Regions from separate parts of the Homo sapiens genome. Here region 1 is linked to region 2. Evidence: read pairs that join two places in POLR2A ChIA-PET (ENCODE). Cell type or tissue: GM12878. All regions are shown on one strand. Each heading gives the region's core, and the rest is flanking DNA. Links, peaks and the distances in the headings are about the cores only. Region 1 overlaps OAT (ornithine aminotransferase). Region 2 overlaps FAM53B (family with sequence similarity 53 member B).

Region 1 (4,385 bases), core at 68-4,067, 240 kb after region 2:
ATATTTGTGGCTAAATAAAAGATTTTAGGCTGGGCACAGTGGCTCACACCTTTAATTCGAAAACTTTGGGAGGCCGTGGTGGGCGGACTGCTTGAGCCCAGAGGGATGGACAGTTCCTCTGTCTCCTGCCCCATGCCTAGTCTCTGGCAGTCTTCTCTGATTTGGTCTCCCTGCCTCTGGTCTCTGCCCTACAGTTGTAGCTGTCTCATAGCATTGTGCCTGATGGTATCGGACTGTGGTAGGTGCTTAACAAATACTTAGTGTTTAGCAGGTACTCAGTCAACACACAGTGCATTAGCTCTGGAAAGAGTCTTACTCTTATTGATTGGTTGGTTGATTGATTGCCTGATTGACAGGGTATCACTCTGTTGCCCAGGCTGGCCTCAAACTCTTGGGCTCAAGTGATCCTCCCGCCTCAGCCTCCTGAGCAGCTGGGGGCTACAGGCACAAACCACCACACCTGACTCAAGATTCTCACTCTTTTTTTTTCTTTTATAGAGACTATGTTGCCTAGGCTGGTCTTTAACTCCTCGGCTCAAGCGATCCTCCCATCTTGGCCTCCCAAGGTGCTGGAATTACAGATGTGAGCTATCACGCCTGGCCATTTTTTTTTTCTTGAGACTGGGCCTTTCTTTGTCTCCCAGGTTGGAGTACAGTGGCACAATCTCAGCTCACTGCAGCCTCAACTTCCGGGCTCAAGCAATCCTCCCACCTCAGTCTCCTGAGTAGCTGGGACTGCAGATGCATACCACTACACCCAGCTAATTTTTCAATTTTTTTTAGTGATGGAGTCTTGCTCTGTTGCCCAGGCTGGTCTCAAACTCCTGGGCTCACGTGATCCTTTGACCTCAGCCTCCCAAAGTGCTGAGATTATAGGCATAAGCCAAGGATTCTCACTCTTAATGCATTCTCTTTTCTTTGGACAGATCTGTGGTTTTTCTACTTGAAGGACACAATGTTTTCCAAACTAGCACATTTGCAGAGGTTTGCTGTACTTAGTCGCGGAGTTCATTCTTCAGTGGCTTCTGCTACATCTGTTGCAACTAAAAAAACAGTCCAAGGCCCTCCAACCTCTGATGACATTTTTGAAAGGGAATATAAGTATGGTGCACACAACTACCATCCTTTACCTGTAGCCCTGGAGAGAGGAAAAGGTACGTTTCAAATTAATCCGTCTTTTCCCTTTTCTTGAAACCTTTTATAAAAAAAAATTGCTTCCATATTTTCACAATATACATTTTTCTAGATGTGTTTAATGTGTATATTGCAGACATGGTTAATTCTTCTTCTTCTTTTTTTTTTTTTTTTTTTGAGACGGAGTCTCACTCTGTCACCCAGGCTGGAGTACAGTGGCACAATCCCAGCTCACTGCAACCTCTGCCTCCCAGGTTCAAGCGATTCTTCTGCCTCAGCCTCCTGAGTAGCTGGGACTACAGGCGTGCGCCACCACACCCAGCTAATTTTTGTATTTTTAGTAGAGATGGGGTTTCACCATGTTGGCCAGGCTGGTCTCAGACTCCTGACTTTGTGATCCTCCCACCTTGGCCTCCCAAAGTGCTGGGATTACAGGTGTGAGCCACCACGCCTGGCCAGTTAATTCATTTATTGAGTGTCTAGTGCTGCTGTGTTAGGTGCTATGGAGGCTTCAAAGAGGAACCATTGTCTTTGTCATGTAGACCTTACCAAGAGGGAATGCAAGAGAAATAAGGAAAGTACTATCATATTGCTGTCATTTTTTTCTTTTAACTTTTATTTTGGCATAGTTTTAGACTTAAGAAAAGTTGTAACAAATAGTACTGACATTTTCCTTTTATACTTCTCCCAGATTTTCCAAGTGCTAACTTTTTGCTGCTTTGGTCTTAGTGTGTTCACTCCCTTCTCTTCTCCCCCCGCCGCCTGCATATTCTACATTGTTTTCTGAACTGTTTTGAGAGGAAGTTGCAGACATGACATCTCTTCTTCTTTTTTTTTTTTTTTTTTTTTTTTTGAGACGGAATGTCGCTTTGTCACCCAGGCTGGAGTGCAATGGTGGGATCTCGGCTCACTGCAACCTCTACCTCTCGGTTTCAAGTGATTCTCTTGCCTCAGCCTCCCGAGGAGCTGGGACTACAGGCCCACGCCACCACGTCCAGCTAATTTTTGTATTTTTAGTAGAGACAGGGTTTCATCATGTTGGCCGGGCTGGTCTCGAACTCCTGACCTCAGGTGATCCACCCACCTCAGCCTCCCAAAGTGCTGGATTACAGGCGTGAGCCACCGCGCCCCGCCACATGACATCTCTTTACCCATAAATACTTAGTGTGTCTTTCCAAAAACGCAATGACTTTTTGAGATAGGGTCTCATTCTGTTGCCCAGGCTGGAGTTCAGTGGTGTGATCATGGCTCACTGCAGCCTGGAACTCCCGGCTTCAGGTGATTTTCCCACCTCAGCTTCCCAAGTAGCTGGGACTACAGGTGTGCCTTACCATGCCTGGCTTATTTTTTGTAGAGATTAGATTTTGCTATGTTGCCCAGGGTGATCTTGAACTCCTGGTCTCAAGTGATCCTACCACTCAGCCTCCCACAGTGCTGGGATTGCAGGTGTGAGCTACTGTGCCCAGCTGACTTTCTCTTTTATAACCATAGAGTAATTGTAAAAATCAAGAACTTAACACTGGTACAGCACCATTAGTCTAGAGACCTAATCCAGATGTCATTTGTTCTCTTTTATAACAAAAGAAAAACCTCCGATGAGTTGCATTCAGTTGTCATGTTTAGTCTTCTTTAACCCAGAACAGTTCCTCAATCCTTGGTTGTCTTGGTCTTCTTTCCCTTTGTATTAAGTATCTTGTGGGGACAGAGTGTAAAACTCTGTAAATATCCAGTTACTCATGAACTTTTACTCACAATTTCAGCATCCACTAATGATTCTTGCCTGAATAAATGATTACGGTGGTAGTTGCCAAATGGTGATTTAATCTACAATTTGGAATAAATAACAGCCTTAACCAAATAAAACCAAAGTTTATTACTTAGCTTTGTACCAGAAAATGACAATATAAGAGTATCACACATTTTGGTCATTTGCTTGTATTTTATTTGGTACCAGTACTGTAGACATATCTTCTTTTGAACTATTGAAAATCTGTTTCATATTACATGACATGGCAACCTTGTTTTTACTTTCCCACTAGCAATGTATGAGAGTGCCAATTTCTTCAGATCCTTGTCAAAAGTTGTTTTTTTAATTATAACCATCCCAGGGAGTATGAGATGGTATCTCATTGTGGTTTTAACTTGCATTTTCCTAATGATTAGTGATGTTGAACATCTTTTCATGTGTTTCTTGCCATTTGTATATCTTCTTTGAAGAAATAGCTATTCAAGTCTTTCCCCATTTTTTAAATTGGGTTGTTTGTCCTTTTGAAATTGAGTTGTAAGAATTCTGGATATTAGATCCTTATCAGACACATGATTTACAAATATTTTTTTTCCATCCTAAGGGTTATTACAGTCTACTTCTCATGATTTTTGTCTGTTATGTGTAACTTCTGCTTTTTTATTTTTAAATTTTATTTATTTTATTTTTTTTTTTTATAGGCAGGATTTTGCTCTGGTGCCCAGGCTGGAGTGCAGTGGCACAATCTCAACTCACTGCATCCTCTACCTCCCAGGCTCAAGCAATCCTCCCACCTCAGCCTCTGTAACGGGACCATACGCGCGCACTACCATGCCCAGCATTTTTCTGTAGCGTCAGGGATTTTGCCGTGTTGTCCAGGCTGATCTGGAACTCCTGGGCTCAAGCAATCCCTGCCTTGGTCTCCCAAAGTGCTAGGATTACAGGCGTGAGCCACGGCTCCCTGCCTAACTTCTGCTTTTAAATTCTAATTTTGGATCCTAAATCTTAGAATTAGGTAAAGGTTTTACTCCAGAGTTTATAACCTTTTTGTGTTATTTTTGTTAAATGTGTGTTTTGAAGCTGGGCAGATAAAATACAATTCTTAGTAATTCCTTACAAACCAAAGTTTATTATGCCTGAGCTAAAACAAGCTTTAACTACAAATATGTATTAAATAGAGGTTCATATATAGGCATTCAGAGGGCTTGCTAGCACTCTTAATTTTTGGACTTTATGCCGTATAGTAATTGTCTAAAATTATTTTCCTTTCTTATGTATTTTAGGTATTTACTTATGGGATGTAGAAGGCAGAAAATATTTTGACTTCCTGAGTTCTTACAGTGCTGTCAACCAAGGGCATTGTCACCCCAAGATTGTGAATGCTCTGAAGAGTCAAGTGGACAAATTGACCTTAACATCTAGAGCTTTCTATAATAACGTACTTGGTGAATATGAGGAGTATATTACTAAACTTTTCAACTACCACAAAGTTCTTCCTATGAATACA
Region 2 (4,385 bases), core at 140-4,139:
GAAGTGGACCCCGAACTGGAGCCATATAGGACAGATGGGGAATGCTGCTGCTTCAGGCCCTCCACCACAAGGCTTCCTTGTGTCATTAAAATACATACTGTCCTTTCCCACTACCTGTGGGACTGGTGTTTGTGATAGCCCTGGAATGTGAGCACCAGGAAACACTGAATGTCACTCACCTCCTTGGACCCCTTGCCTCTGCAGGTGAAGCCACTGAGGCCAGAGGAGGGAAGTGGCTGGCCATGGTCACCCAGGGTTATCACCGTGGGTGACAGGCTGGGACCAGATGTGAGTGCAGCTGTGGGCCGGGCCCCTTCTTCTCTCTAAGGCTGTGGCCACAGCCTCCTCTGACACCTGACAACAGCATGAACTCAGCCCATCCCGGTGTTGCCCAGGGCCTCAGTTTCCTGATCTGTGAATTGGGCATGAGTTCCTTGCTCAGTTCACCCCTGGGCACGGCTGGATGTGAACGTATTGTGCACATGGTAAGACCCTGGCTAGTCCTAAGCCCTGGTATTATGGTTGACACCTACTGAGTAGAAACAGTTGGGAATTGATAGCTTTTCCCTCTGCGGGTTTTCATAACCATTGCTGGACACCGGCAGGGACAAACTTGGGAAAGTCTTGGGACCCAAGTGGAAGAGAGGACTATAAATGAAAAACTAGAGGGGATAATTCCAGCCTCAAAAGCATGCTCGTGCTTATCACACTTTGATGTTGGCTTTGAAATTCTCCAGGTATGCCCTTTGGAAAGGGACTCCTGGAGGGCAGGGGCCTCGCTTCCTGGCCCCTGAGTTCACATTGCTCAGGAGAGCACCTGGTGGACCACAGATGCTTCACAGATGGGGGACAAATAAAGGAACCAGCAAGCAAAGGCTGTCTGGGTTGAGAACCGCCCTCAGTCGCAGTTGTCCTGACGCTGGGGCTGGCGTGAACGTTCCAGGCCCAGTCATAGTAGACAGCAGGGGTGGCGTGTCCCCGCCATGTGCCAGTGCCCAGTCACTGCCGACCTGAGGCAGGGGCTAGACATCTGTGGGGCTCTGCTGACCTTGACCCTCCAGAGCAGGCAGGCCCCAGGGTCGGAAGTCAGCTGACAGTCTCCACAGTGCTCCCCTGAGGAGGAAATGAGGAGGCCGCTGGGCCTCACTGTCTCGGAGGTGGGGGTGGCAGGGGAGAGCAGCAGGAGGAGTGGGGTGCATAGTCCAGGTCCCTGGTGCCGTGTGTGGGATTGTGATTCCGTCCAGCGGCTGGGCTCCCTGCTACAGTGCCTGCAGTTCAGCAGTGAGGGGCCACAGCATGCCTTTATACTGCCTCCCCTGGCAGCCCTCTTAGCTTCATCCCTGCCTGTCCTGTGTAGCTGGGAGGACAGAGCAGAGCAGGCTCAGGAGGATGCCAGGCAGCACCCTCTGCTCAGCCGCACCCCTCCAGCCTCCTTCTGCACCTTTGGGAAGGTGCAGAGGGAAATGGAACACGAGGGAACTGAGTTAGGGCCCTGGGGCCTCAGCTCCTGGAAAAGGCTAGCAGCAAGGCCACAACAGAGCGTCTGAGGGCAAGGTGGTGGCCACCTGGCTCTGTCTCCCTGTGGCACAAAGGGAGAAACCGAGGCCGGCAAGGACAGAAGGCTTGGCTTTGCCCCTGTGCTGAGTGCAGCTGGCCCTGCCTTGCTGCCACCTTTGCTGCAGTGGCTTTGGCTTTGGGGTGGTTTGGGCAGGAAGTGGCCTCTGAAGGGAGATTGGGGGGCTCCCAGTGTCTGGCGTGGCTAATTCACATGCGTGGAGCCTCTCGGTGTGACTCAGCGCCCGTGAGTCCTCGCATTTCTTTTTTCTTTGTTGTCTTAGGTTTGTTTTCATTCTCGTTGAAGGCAAGAGGGGGGTTTCAGAGTTTAGGGCACAGAAAATCCACTTTAGGATGAACCCTTTCTTTTCAAACACATCTCTCTCTCGAAACAAATGGCTGATGGCAAAGGAATATTGGCCTCCTAGCAGGGCTGGGGACATTGTACTGGGGAAATAGTCTGGAAATTGGTCATCTGCAGAAGTAGTTTTCCTTCTGGAGGAGGAATGCCTCACTCTGGGAGGCATTAGGTGGAAGAAAACAGCGCCTCTGGAGTCCTGGGGTTAGGGTTCAGCTCTCGGCTTCGCTGTGCTCTGGCCAGGTAAACTCTGAGCTGCAGCGTCCTCATTTGTAAAGTGGAGATGAGAAGAATAACTTGCCTCACAGGGTTGGTGTGAAGATCACATAGGCCAAAGGGTGTAGAGCGCCTAGCACATCTGGCCACACTGTGCGTGCTTGGCAGATGGCAGCTGCTGTCATCACCATCATCACCATAACCACCGTTACTTTCAGCGTCACAAGCACCACTGCCAAAACCACCATCATTGTCATCATCCAGCGTGGAGGGTCCAACTGGAACGCTTAGAAGACCTAGGCTCATGCCTGGTTCTCAGATTCAGGGTAGACGACACCTGTCCCGCGATGACCTGGGCCTCTTTTACCTTTGGCCTCCTCCAACCGATAGAGAGTCCTTCCTTGGAGGGAGAGGTCTGCCTCCTTAGTGCTTACTCTGGGAGCAGGGCACAGCCTACAGTATTGTAAAATTATCCTATACTTAATTATATTACTAAGAATATCCCAGCTCCATTAGGGAGATAAGTCATCTGATCGATAATTATGTCATCTGTACCTGTCGCCAGCTTGTCTTGTTATGACGTTAGTTTTACTGCTAGAAATATCTAGTAGATGGCTGGAAATCTGCAGGCAAAGTGCAGAGGGAGTGAGCCTGCGAGGAGAGGGCCTGGGCAAGTGACTGCCCTGGGCCGCAGAGTTCTTATCTAAAAAATGGGAACAGTAGTGTCTTCCTAAAGGCACCATGGACTTAAAATGAATGGCGCGTTTCCTGGGACTTATGTATATTTGGTTGCTTATGGGGACTTACGTATATTTGGTTGCTTTTGGGGACTTATGTATATTTGGTTGCTTTTGGGGTCTGAAGGAGTACAAAGAATCAAGTGCACACTTCCCAGTGTGTGAGGGAGACCAGGGACACCGCCAGCCTGAGTTCTGGGTAGGGCAGCTCTCTGGCAGTAAGCCCTCCATCTTACAGGGGGACACTCTGCATGGAAGGCGGCCTTTATCCAGCTGTGAGAAAGCAGACTGAGGCTTGGTCTGGAAGCTCGTTTAGAACAGGCATTGTCCACATCCTTGCAGTGGCTGGGATTTTGGCAATACCTTGTGTTATGCGACGGAGGGCAGACATGTTGGGAGAAACAGCTGCTGACTTGCCTGGAGGTGGGGCCGGCCAGGCCTGCTGTTTCTCTTTCCCACCATGGCTTTGTTGCCTGGGCCAGCCTGCCCTGTAGCACCCTCTCTACCCCATCCTCCATTCTGCTTGGTCAGATGGGTGGTCAGAGGGTGCCAAGCTGGTCCAACAATAGCAGGAAGGCCTCTGCCAGGGTTAGTTTGCTGCCATCTACTGAGACAACAATATTTTTTCTTGGAAGACATGGAAACTTCGAAATAATCCAGGCTGGTTTCCTTACTCCCAGGTTAGAGGTTGAAGAGGTAGGTGCAGAAGGTTCTAGCTGGAGCCTATACGTTTCAGAACTGGAAGGGACCTGTCATTATGTACCTGGTGAAACAGGCCTAGAGAGTTGCAGTCCTTTGCCCTGGGTCACTTAGAAAGTTAGCTGATGATGGGGCAGTGACCAGACCTGGCCTTCCACTGCTGCTGTTGCCTGCCTTTGGCAGTCTGCCCAGCAGGCCTGCAGCTGCTTCTGCAAGTCAGTAGGATACAGCTCTCATCCCCCACCAGTTTCATCCTGTCTCCCGCAAGTGGCTCGCTTGTTGTGGCAAGCACTTTCCACCACCAGTCTCTCCAGTGACGCTGCACATTCGTTAAGGGCTGGGACGGTGCTTTCTCTTCTCAGGGCGGCTTCCCACAATTGCTAATCCCGGCCAGACCCCTTAGCAGCAAAAGGAGCCCCGAACAGGCGGGACAGGTGGACTAGCTCTGAGTTCTGTTTCATCTGTAGGACCTTGGGCAAGTTACTTAACCTTTCTGAGCCTGTTTGCTCATCTGCAAAGCAAAAAAGAGCACCTTTAGGGGCTTGTTGGTGCACGCACCATGCCTGGCCCATTGTGAGGGCATGGTGGAGGGCTCTGCTGTTGCATTTCTAGTGGGTTCTCCCTCGTGAAGCCCCATGGCAATTATTCTTGAGGTCTCATGGCATTCCTATGAGGCAGGCAGGACGAGGTCATTATTGCCATTTTACAGATGGGGGAGGCTCCCAAGGAGCGGGGAGATGTGTGATGATGTTATGGCAGGTGGTGGAGAGCCAGGCCAGGACACAGCAGGCCGCAGCCCATCCTACCCCAGCTTCCCAGAC

What was found. ChIA-PET counts read pairs that join two places held together with the same protein. Peaks named below come from ENCODE experiments on the same cell type or tissue, not always from the same donor. Only the 100,000 strongest peaks of a DNase experiment are listed, where the experiment ranks them.
Region 1: POLR2A ChIA-PET joins it to region 2 with 5 read pairs; 2 of 35 experiments call an interaction of 5 or more read pairs at or near these places.

What each region holds. Positions count from the first base shown.
Region 1 is chr10:124,408,742-124,413,126 of GRCh38, reverse strand. OAT (ornithine aminotransferase) reads left to right here. Exons shown (of 10, transcript NM_000274.4): 2 at 927-1,154; 3 at 4,162-4,385. The coding sequence starts at 956. Among named protein-coding and RNA genes, the nearest start is that of OAT, 8.0 kb to the left of the region's middle. In GM12878, for the core only: no CTCF peak of the experiment used is centred there; no DNase peak of the experiment used is centred there.
Region 2 is chr10:124,648,380-124,652,764 of GRCh38, reverse strand. All of the region lies in intron 4 of FAM53B (family with sequence similarity 53 member B), which reads left to right. Among named protein-coding and RNA genes, the nearest start is that of FAM53B-AS1, 53 kb to the left of the region's middle. RefSeq lists enhancers at 1,462-1,571, 3,747-3,836, 3,656-4,385 and silencers at 3,717-3,917, 3,651-3,945. In GM12878, for the core only: no CTCF peak of the experiment used is centred there; DNase peaks (open chromatin) are centred at 1,734 and 3,854; H3K27ac peaks cover 1,377 bases.